Regions from separate parts of the Homo sapiens genome. Here region 1 is linked to region 2. Evidence: read pairs that join two places in POLR2A ChIA-PET (ENCODE). Cell type or tissue: Panc1. All regions are shown on one strand. Each heading gives the region's core, and the rest is flanking DNA. Links, peaks and the distances in the headings are about the cores only.

The links. ChIA-PET counts read pairs that join two places held together with the same protein. Peaks named below come from ENCODE experiments on the same cell type or tissue, not always from the same donor. Only the 100,000 strongest peaks of a DNase experiment are listed, where the experiment ranks them.
Region 1: POLR2A ChIA-PET joins it to region 2 with 14 read pairs; 6 of 35 experiments call an interaction of 5 or more read pairs at or near these places.

The regions. Positions count from the first base shown.
Region 1 is chr16:4,098,194-4,103,571 of GRCh38, forward strand. All of the region lies in intron 2 of ADCY9 (adenylate cyclase 9), which reads right to left. Among named protein-coding and RNA genes, the nearest start is that of ADCY9, 16 kb to the right of the region's middle. In Panc1, for the core only: no CTCF peak of the experiment used is centred there; no DNase peak of the experiment used is centred there; H3K27ac peaks cover 4,137 bases.
Region 2 is chr16:3,846,312-3,851,689 of GRCh38, forward strand. It overlaps CREBBP (CREB binding lysine acetyltransferase), which reads right to left. Exons shown (of 31, transcript NM_004380.3): 2 at 3,986-4,698. Among named protein-coding and RNA genes, the nearest start is that of CREBBP, 32 kb to the right of the region's middle. In Panc1, for the core only: no CTCF peak of the experiment used is centred there; no DNase peak of the experiment used is centred there.

The DNA.
Region 1 (5,378 bases), core at 225-5,224, 250 kb after region 2:
TGTCATCTACGTTTTGGTTTGGGATTTTTTGTTTTGTTTTGTTTTTGTTTTTGGTTTTTTTTTTTGAGACAGAATCTCACTCTGTCACCCAGGCTGGAATGTAGTGGTGCAATCTCAGCAACCTCTGCCTCCCGGGTTCAAGTGATTCTCCTGTCTCAATTTCCCGAGTAGCTGGGACTACAGGTGCACGCCACCAAGCCCGGCTAATTTTTGTATTTTTAGTAGAGATGGGGTTTCACCATGTTGGCCAGGTTGGTCTCAAACTCCCGACCTCAGGTGATCCGCCCGCCTCGGCCTTCCAAAGTGCTGGGATTACAGGCATGAGCCACTGTGTCTGGCCTGTAATATTCATTCATTTATTCATTCATTCATTCAGCCAATATTATCAGGCATGTATTATATGCCTGGCTATATTCCCAGCACTAGGAACACAGCAGGAAGTAAAACATGGAAAATTCCTGCTCTTAAGATACATTCCAGTGGCGTGGAAACAGATTATAAACAAAATAAGTCAAATACATATGATGCAAGATGGAAAAGAGAGTGGCCGGCCCATCGTTCCAGGAGGCACTGTTGAGAGCAAGGCTCCTACTAAGGGATTTCCTAGAGTTGGGCCTTCTAGAACATTCCGCAGCTGTCCTGGGGGATGGAGTTTGCTGCAGGACTCCTCAGTCTGCAAACAGGTCATCTACATTTTGGTTTGGGATTTTTTTTTATTGTTTTGGTTTTGTTTTGTTTTGCTTTGTTTTGTTTTTGGAGACAGAGTTCTCACCGTGTCACCCAGGCTGGAGTGCAGTGGTGTGATCTCAGCTCACTGCAACCTCTGCCTCCCAGGTTGAAACAATTCTCCTGCCTCAGTTTCCCGAGTAGCTGGGATTACAGGTGTGCGCCACGACACCCGGCTAATTTTTGTATTTCCAGTACAGACAGGGTTTCCCCATGTTGGCCAGGCTGGTCTCAAACTCCTGACCTCAAGTGATCCACCCGCCTCAGCTTCCCAAAGTGCTGGGATTACAGACGTGAACCACCACGCCCGGCCTTTTTATTGTTTTTTTATCACGATTTACCTACATTCACAGACACCTGCCCCTCAACAGGCATTAGTGGGAAGATACAGAAAGAAATTCTACATTGCTCTCAATTGTAGGAATGCAAATTAAAGCTTCCAAGGAACTCGAAGATGCACAAACCGTTTCTTGGGTGGCATTATTTCCTCATAGAAACATGCATATACTATTCATTTTCTTTTCAAAAAAGATGAGGGTAAACTTTAGCTCAGTCTCTCTGAATAAACATATCAGACAAACAGAATTAATGAGATTTTAATACCTATAATTTCTCAACTCTTTAAAAAGGTTACTAAAAGGGTATGAAAGTTATCAAAGACCACTGGGGTTGCATGAAGAGGACTCAGCAGCCAACTTAAAGGGGCTCCCATGGGCCCCAAATGGGACAATCTGAGCATCAAAAATCATGTATCTGTAATGGAATGAAATACATCAAATAAGCTAAAATCCAAGAGTTTATATTGATTCTTGAAAAAAATCACCTTTGGAGGACGTTAAGAAACCATCTCAGCTGGGTGCCTTGGCTCACGCCTGTAATCCCAACACTTCGGGAGGCCAAGGCAGGAGGATGGCTTGAGCCCAGGAGTTTGAGACCAGCCTAGGCAACATGGCAAGACCCTGTCTCTCTCAAAAATTTGAAAAAATCAGCTGGGCGTGGTGGTGCACATGTGCAGTCACAGGGAGGCTGAGGTACGAGGAGCACTTGACCCTGGGAGGTTGATATAGTTTAGCTCTGTGTCCCCACCCAAATCTCATCTTGAATTGTAATCCCCATGTGTCGAGGGAGGGACCTGGTGGGAGGGGACTAGATCATGGGGGTGGTTTCCCCCATGCTGTTCTCGTGAGAGTGAGGGAGTTCTCACGAGACCTGATGGTTTAAAAGTGGCAGTTCCCCCTTCGCATGCTCTCTCTCTCACTCTCTCTCTCTCCTGACACCATTTAAGATGCGCCTTGTTTCTCCTTCATCTTCTGCCATGATTGTAAGTTTCCTGACGCCTCCCCAGCCATGCAGAACTGTGCCAATTAAACCTGCTTTCTTTATAAATTACTCAGTCTCAGGTAGCATCTTTTTTGTTTGTTTGTTTCTGAGATGGGGTCTCACTCTGTTGCCCAGGCTGGAGTACAGTGGCGCGATCTGGGCTCACTGCAACCTCCACCTTCTAGGTTCCAGCGATTCTCCTGCCTCAGCCTCCCAAGTAGCTGAAATTAGAGGCGTATGCCACCACGCCTGGCTAATTTTTTGTATTTTTAGTAGACACGGGGTTTTGCCATGTCGGACAGGCTGGTCTCGAACTCCTGAGCTCAAGTGATCCGCCCGCCTCAGCCTCCGAAAGTGCTGGGATTACAGGCGTGAGCCATGCACCTGGCCTCAGGTAGCAACTTTATAGCAGTGTTAGAATGGTCTGATACAGGTGGAAGCTACAGTGAGCCGAGATTATGCCACTGCACTCCAACCTGGGCAAAGGAGTGAGACTCTTGTCTCAAAAAAAAAAAAAAAGAAAAGAAAAAAACAAACTCAGTCTGTAAATGGTATAGAAAGGGAAAGAACCAAGCAAATAAAAGCATCTAAACACACACGGCTCCCAGGATCCTAGGATTTCACAGTGGCTGAGACAGCAGGATACGTGAGGGCAGGGTACATGACAGCAGGGTAAATGCAGAGAGCTAAAGACAGGTATCGTTGTTTTGGCTGTTGCTGCCACTGCTAAGAAAATTATTCCAACTTTCAGTAACACTAGCTCTTCTCTACTGACAGGTATTATGTGCCAAGAACTTTTCTAAGAACTTGTATTTTCTCATTTAATCCTCGCAGCAATTCTGTGAGATGGGTACTAGTGTTTTCTAATACAGCCTTTGGGTTTAAATACTGGCTCCACCATTTAGTATCCCTTTCTGGCTGTGTGATCATCACAAGTTACCTAACCTCTCTGTGCTTCAGTCTTCTCATCTATAAAATAGAGATCATCTCAACCCTATCTGTAATACAGTCAGGAAGTCTAGTACAATATTTGTTCAGGTGATTTTTTTTTTTTTTTTTGAGACAGAGTCTTGCTCTGTCACCCAGGCTGAGTACAGTGGTGCAATCACAGCTCACTGCAGCCTCGACCACCTGGGCTCAAACGATCCTCCCATCTCAGTCTGCCAAGTAGCTTGGAATACAGGCACATGCCACCATGCACGGCTAATTATTTATTATTTTTAGAGACAGGGTCTCACTATGTTGCCCAGACTGGTCTCGAGCTCCTGGACTCAAGCGATCCTCCTACCTTGGCCTTCCAAAGTGCTGGGATTATAGACATGACCACTGCACCTGGCCTGTACAGATTATTTGATCACTGTCTACTTCCCTTTCTAGGCGTCATGCCCCAAGAGGGCAGGGGCCACCCCTCTATCTCCAGAACCTAGTCCTCGCCTTGCCAATGGTAGGAACCCATTCAATATTTAATGAATAAACAAATGAGTTTACAGTAGGATACAGTACAGTTGAAAAAAACCACTCTAGTTCAAACCACGGCCAATAGCTGGAGTTGCACAGCTGAAGATCTGCTTATAATTCCTCAACCATCGAGGGGCCCATCATCTTAAGAACCTCCAGGCTCTGGGGAACTGAAGCAGCCTAGGAACGAGCCTGCTGAACCCCCGAGGGTTTTCAGTAAAGAGGCTGCCAAGTTCGGCAGCTAGAGTTTAACCAGGGCGAGCTATCAGTATTTTGTATTTTGGACACTTGCCCTTTTTATTACGAGAAACTGACACAATCACAGTCCCTAGTGTGTTCTAGGTTTCGGTACTGAACGACACAAGATGTGCGCCAGATTGAGCGCAGGAAGAAAGAAACACCCTTTAGTGCAATACGAAATGTGACTCAGCCAGCGGGGAGCGTTAGTTATTGATGGAATGGCTGTCCACCATCGAGTCACTATGCAAATAAGTGCTTTTCTTGCATTATCCCAGTTGATTCTCCCAACGACCCTCTGACAGAGACACCATCATTCCTATAAATTGCAGCGCCCCTAGGTAGCTTGCCCAAAGTCCCACAGTTAGGAAACCATACAACCGAGAATTAAGCCCGAATGTATCAGAAATCAAAATCCAAGCACCCAACCATTCAAGGGTGAGCCCTTCCAAAAAAAATTTACAGAAACAAAGTTGATGGTTGTTTCTTTGTTTGTTTGTTTGTTTTTGAGATGGAGTTTCGCTCTTGTTGCCCAGGCTAGAGAGCAGTGGCATGATCTCAGCTCACCGCAACCTCCGCCTCCTGGATTCAAGCAATTCTCCTACCTCAGCCGCCCGAGTAGCTGGGACCACAGGCATGTGCCACCATGCCTGGCTAATTTTGTGTTTTTAGTAGAGACGGGGTTTCTCCATGTTGGTCAGGCTGGTCTCGAACTCCCGACCTCAGGTGATCCGCCCGCCTCGGCCTCCCAAAGTACTGGGATTACAGGCGTGACTCACTGCGCCCAGCCATGTGTTTGTTTTTTGAGGCAGAGTCTCGCTCTGTCGCCCAGGCTGGAATGCAGTGGTGCCATCTCGGCTCACTGCAGCCTCCGCCTCCCAGGTTCAAGTGATTCTCCTGCCTCAACCTCCTGAGTAGCTGGGATTACAGGTGCCCACCACCACGCCTGGCTAATTATAGTATTTTTAGGAGAGACGGAGCTTCACCGTGTTGGCCAGGCTGGTCTCCAACTCTTGACCTCAGGTGATCCACCCACCTCGGCCTCCCAAAGCGCTGGTATTACAGGCACGAGCCATGGCCAGCTCGAAGTTGATGGTCTTTATCACACACTTTGAACATGAGCAACAAAGATTTACCAGAATCACAAAAGATTTTTAAGGATTTTGTAAGAAAAGGTCAATGTATGAACTAAGGTCACTTGCTATTTCCACAGGCAATATGTAATGGGTGTGACAACTCCAATTGGCGTTGTTTCACACACATGAGAATGCGTGTTTGGGTGGCACATACAAAACCCTCAGTCTTCCCATCTTGCAGCCCAGCTAGCGAAGCAGTACTCAAAGTGTGATCCGCAGATCCCTAGAGGTCCTTGAGGCCTTTGCAAGGCATCTGTGGAGTCTAAACTATTTGCACAATGACACTAAGACAGCATTTGCCTTCTTCAGTGTTGACACTTGCAGTGACAGTGCAGAAGAAGCCATGGGTGAAACTGCTAGTGCCTGAGCAGGTCCCGATGCAGGGAAACCAAACTGCACTAGCCCTCAGCTTGTCCTTCACTACCCCACACTTACGAAAGGAAAGGCAGACAGCTTCACTTAAGAATGTCCCTGATGGGCCGGGCATAGTGGCTCACGCCT
Region 2 (5,378 bases), core at 168-5,167:
ATTCAGTGTTGGTCAAGATTTGGACAGAGGCTCAATCACTCTTGATGAAGGTGTAATTTGCACAATATTTCTGAAGAGTATCTGAGATTATCTATGCTGATTTAAAATCTCAGTATCTTTTAATTCAGAAATTGCATGTCCAATAAATTATCTAGCAGATATGGTCACTCAGCTGTACAAAGATATATGTACAATGTGTTCAAAGCAAAACTGTGAAAACAGCAAAATACTGGGAATAACCTAAATGCTCAGCCTACATGGCACAAGTCCTTAAATTACGATATACCCAAATCAGGAATTCCTATTGTACCTATGAAGAATGACTGACAGCTACGCGGAGCATGGAAGAATTTCCAACTTGTATTGTTAAGTGGTGGGTGGGGAGGGGAACATCTACACTCACAAGAAAACGCTGTGTAATGCTACTCTTTATGTCTGGGGAGATAGCACACACATACCCACACCCCTCTCTCTACGCCTCTATACGCATACATCATCACTGGCAGGACAGATAAGAAATAATAGTTGCCTTTGGTGAGAATTTGGGAGAACCAAAATTCAAGAATTAAGAATTAACTCTCTGGTTCTTACTCTTAAGAGTATTTTTATGGTTGTTTGTCGTTAAACCATGTGCATGTTTACTTTCTAAAAACAAACTTTAAACAAGTCTGTGACCCATTAATTCTCCTTTTCAGAATCTAATCCATGACACATGTGTACAGGCATTGCTGCACTAGCAAAAAGTCAGAAACAATCCAAATGTTCATCCTCAGAGGATGAGATCAATAAATTATGATGTATCATATAATGGAATACTTTGCTATCAGTAAGAAAAAAAAATCTCTGTGCAGTGTCACAGAGGCCATCTAAGGTACACTGCCAAGTAAAACAGTAAGGTGCTTATGTAGTCTGGTTTCATTATGTATTTTAAATCTTTATCTGTAAGGAGGATGTTGCTCTTTTCCTACTATTTTAATTATTTCATAGGATATACTTCCTGTGTAATCGTTCTTAAAACAAAATTATCTTAAAAAAAGCGCCTTTTCCCTGTGCATCTTAAAATCTAGTTGGCTCTGCTATCGTAAGGTTCTAGAGAGGGAATGGTTTAAAATGGACTTGTCTCTCCCTCTTACTTTCTGCCCACCACTACTTGGTCTTTCATTCCACCCAAAGGCAACGACACATCTTTAAAAAAATGCACTCTATCCACCTCTAGTGGGCTGCTTTGAGATACCTATAGGAAACAAGAGACAACTGTCCCCAGCACGCTAACGAGGCTCACTTTCCAGTGACATCCACGAGTTGCTGTTGGAAAGAAAGACCACTCTGTATAAAGGAACCCCAGGATGGAATGAAAAGCCTGGGTGGACAGAGAAGCATGAAGTGTTACAGGTGTAATCAGCAAAGTCCAACTTCTGGAAGACACTCTCCAGGATAAATAGCAGACAACAACCAAAACATGTTTCTTCAGTAAATTGTAAGGATCCCACAGACCAACAGAGAACAGATTCTTAAGAGGCATATCAACTAACTGAAATGTAGATTTTGAGTAAAAATCTATAAAAACTACTTATAGGCCGGGCGTGGTGGCTCACGCCTGTAATCCCAGCATTTTGGGAGGCAGAGGCAGGTGGCTCGCTTGAGGTCAGGAGTTCGAGACCAGCTTGGCCAACATGGTGAAACTCCGTCTCTAATAAAAATATAAAAAGTTAGCCGGGAGCAGTGGCACGCGCCTGTAATCCCAGCTACTCAGGAGGCTGAGGCAGGACAATCACTTGAACCCAGGAGGCGGAGGTTGCAGTGAGCCCAGATGGTGCCACTGCACTCCAGACACTGGGCAACAGTGAAACTCCATCTCAGAAAAAAAAAAAAAAAATTACAACATATGAGACCACTGGAAACGTGACTATTCTGTGGATACTGGCTGACATGAAGTTACTGTTAAATCTGTTAACATGTGATAATGGCTTTGTGTTTAGGTGTACAAAGTCTAACTTCTACATACATGTTATCAAAAGCTCTTGAAGTGCAGTCCAGGGTCCCAGACCTTTCAGGGGGACCATGATGTCAAAACTATTTCCATAAAATCCTAAGATATGATTTGCCTTTTCCCTCTGATTCTCTCCCAAGAACACAGTAGATCTAGTTTTCTAGTTACTTTGTGATGTGTGATTCCACTGCACTGGACGGATGATGAAATGTGTTTCAATATTCTGTTTTACTATTTAATATAGTAAATATTGAGAGGTATACTGCACATGTTAAAGAAATCTCTTTGGGGTCCTCAGTAATTGTTAAGATTATTCAGGAGTCTTGAGATTAAAAAAAAGTTTGGGAATCATTGCTTTATACTATTATGTCGACTTCATATGATTTAAACTCTCCAGAATAGACAGAGTTTTAAAAGTAAGGAGTAGAGTGATGAATGAACTGGGAAAAGGAACAAGGATCAATCTCTCCAGGAACCATAAACCCATGAGAAATTCCTTCTCAATTGACACACTCATACAGACTCTTCTTAAAATGCCAGGTACAAGTAAAACTTAAGTTCACGTTCCTCTCTACTAACATTTCAAAAAAGACAAATGCAATTTAAACATTGAGCATTACTTCATCTTCATTTCTTAAGTTAAAAAAAAATCCTCTCGTTTCCGACATTCACAGGGTTTTGCATCCGTCACCCAACGCTCTCATCAACCTTCTGGGGAAACTGTGTTCTACTCTTATTCTCCCTCACCCCTACTTGGGACTAAACAAATCCAAAGAACAGCCCAAACTGATTTTCTGTTCTGGGATGTGCTGAATTCCACTGCCTGAAGACGTGCCTGGTGGCTGCTGTTGAGAAGCCTCTGGCCGCAGAGCATCCACAGTGTTTGTCACTTCAGTGGGAATAGGCTGCCCTTCCTTCTCTGTGCTCCTGTCAGTCCTGGGCTTTTCCAGCTGTCTCACATCTATCCAGGCATCTGCCTTCCCCCTTCTCCAAGTCCAGTTCCTACTCTAGAAGGCAGCTGCAAGGCTGGTGGCTGCAAATCCCAGTCCAGGCCTTTCCCTAGCAGAGCTCTTGGCCGTGTGTGTGTGTGTGTGTGTGTGTGTGTGTGTGTGTGTGTGTGTGTGTGTGTGTGTGTGTGTGTGTGTGTGTGTGTGTGTGTGTGTGTGTGTGTGTGTGTGTGTGTGTGTGATGTGCGTGACCTTGGAGCCACCTGGAGGCTGCTGCTTTTTTTTTTTTTTTTTTTTTTTTTCCAAGAGACAGGGTTTCGCCACATTGCCCAGGCTGGTCTCAAACTCCTAGAGTTGAGCTATCCACCCACCTTGGCCTCCCAAAGTGCTGGGATCACAGGCGTGAGTCACTGTGTCCAGCACCCATCTGGAGGCTTCTTAAAGCCCAGGCCCCACGCCGAGCTTCTGAGTCAATAAAGAAGTCTGCATTTCTAACAAGCTTCTAGGGGATGCTGCTGCTGCTGCTGGTCCAGGGGACCCCACTTGAAGAACCACTGCACTGGTGTTTCCTCTGGGACCCGAATGCCTGTGCTTCTCCCCGGCTCTGCCACCTCTTCCTTGTTAACATAGCAGGGAGTGAGCTGACAACCCTGGAACACAGCTTTCTCATTCAGTGAAATGGATACTGTGCCAACAGATACTTCACTGGATGGCCACAGAGGAGCATACAGACCAGTGATCACCTCCTCAGTGGGCAGTACACAGGCAGAAAGCAACCTCTACCAGGTTCACGGACACATTAGGCCCTGTACTTTCCAACTGCCTGACCTGCAAGCTGTCCTACTTCTTTAAGAATTCTCATTTTAAAGACAGAAATGGGGCAGAGATCTTTATCCTAGAAAGAAATCTGTCTCTTCCAAGCATGAGTGGCACGTGGAGAGCCCAAGAGGAAAAACAGGAGTGGGCCACGTGGTCCCATTTTACGCATTACTCGGAGGGAAAGCCCGCGGTTAGGTAGGAAGTATTGAAAGTGCTTCAGTTCACTTACCTTGGCCATGCCTCCTGCCTGTGCGGTGTTCAGTCCCGCGTGACCAGTCATTTGCGGGGAAACCTGCGTTAGGGTCTCAGCCAGCACGCTGCTCGAGGCGCCCTGCATGGCTGGAGTAGGGTACGGCATTCCAGCTCCCCTTCCTCTGCCAGCAGCCCCAAGAGATCCATTCATGACTTGCGCCTGCCCTTGTGAAGCCTGATTAATTAAGCTATGGCCAGAGTTACTATTGAGGAGGCCTGGGTGGGTCTGGTTAAAGTTAGCATTCATGCAGATACCAGGTCCAGTCTGTGACGTGGCAGGGCTGCTAGTCGCCAGCCCCACTTGCTTTTGTGCTTGCGGATTCAGTGCTTGGGAGGCAGCGGGGGTGGGCCCAGAGGTGCTGGCTGCCTGTTTAGGCAGGCTGGGGGCTGAAGAATCTCCCTGGCTCAGAGGGCTCTTGCCCATGGCACTGAGGCTGGCCATGTTAGCACTGTTCGGCTGCCCTTGAGCCTGGCCACCCAGGCCCTGCTGCACGGGGCTGCTGGCGCTCACATTTCCTATTCCTGGGTTGATACTAGAGCCGCTGCCTCCTCGTAGAAGCTCCGACAGTTGTTTATGTTTGGAAGCAGCATCTGGAACAAGGTTCCCACTGTTTAAAAGGCCTAATTCTCCTCCATTGGGTATCAGCTCATCAGGAAGATCATTTTCCAAGTCAAACAATGATCCAAAATCTAGAAATTAAACAGAAATGGAAATGAGAAACTAAGCAACCTTTACAGCTCTCCAACTGCCACGTTTCTATGATCTTAACCTAATGGGGCATTCAGCACGAACACTAGCATGTCTTAAGAGTCATGTCATTAGCTGGGTGTGGTAGCGCATGCCTGTAATCCCAGCTACTCGGGAGGCTAAGGCAGGAGAATAGCTTGAACCCGGGAGGTGGAGGATGCGGTGAGCCAAGATCACGCCATTGCACTCCAGCCTGGGCAACAAGACCGAAACACCGTCTCAAAAAAAAAAAAAAAATTAAAAAAAAAAAAAAAAAAAGAGTAATGTCAAAATGATTTACAAGTTTGTTTGGGAAAATAAAGAAAAAATACCCTTCAAATTCTGAAGACAGAAAAGTTAAACAGAGATGAGAAGGACAGCCCTACTATATTTATCATATTCTAAAACAATAATTAAATAGTGTGGTGTTGAGGGCAAACTCAGATATACAAATTAAAAGAAAACAATGGGAAGACTCCAAATTCACTGAATTATAATTTTAAAATGCTTTTAAGAATGTATGTGTGGCCGGGCATGGTGGCTCAAGCCTGTAATCCCAGCACTTTGGGAGGCTGAGGCAGGCGGATCACGAGGTCAGGAGAGCGAGACCATCCTGGCTAACACGGTGAAACCCCGTCTCTAG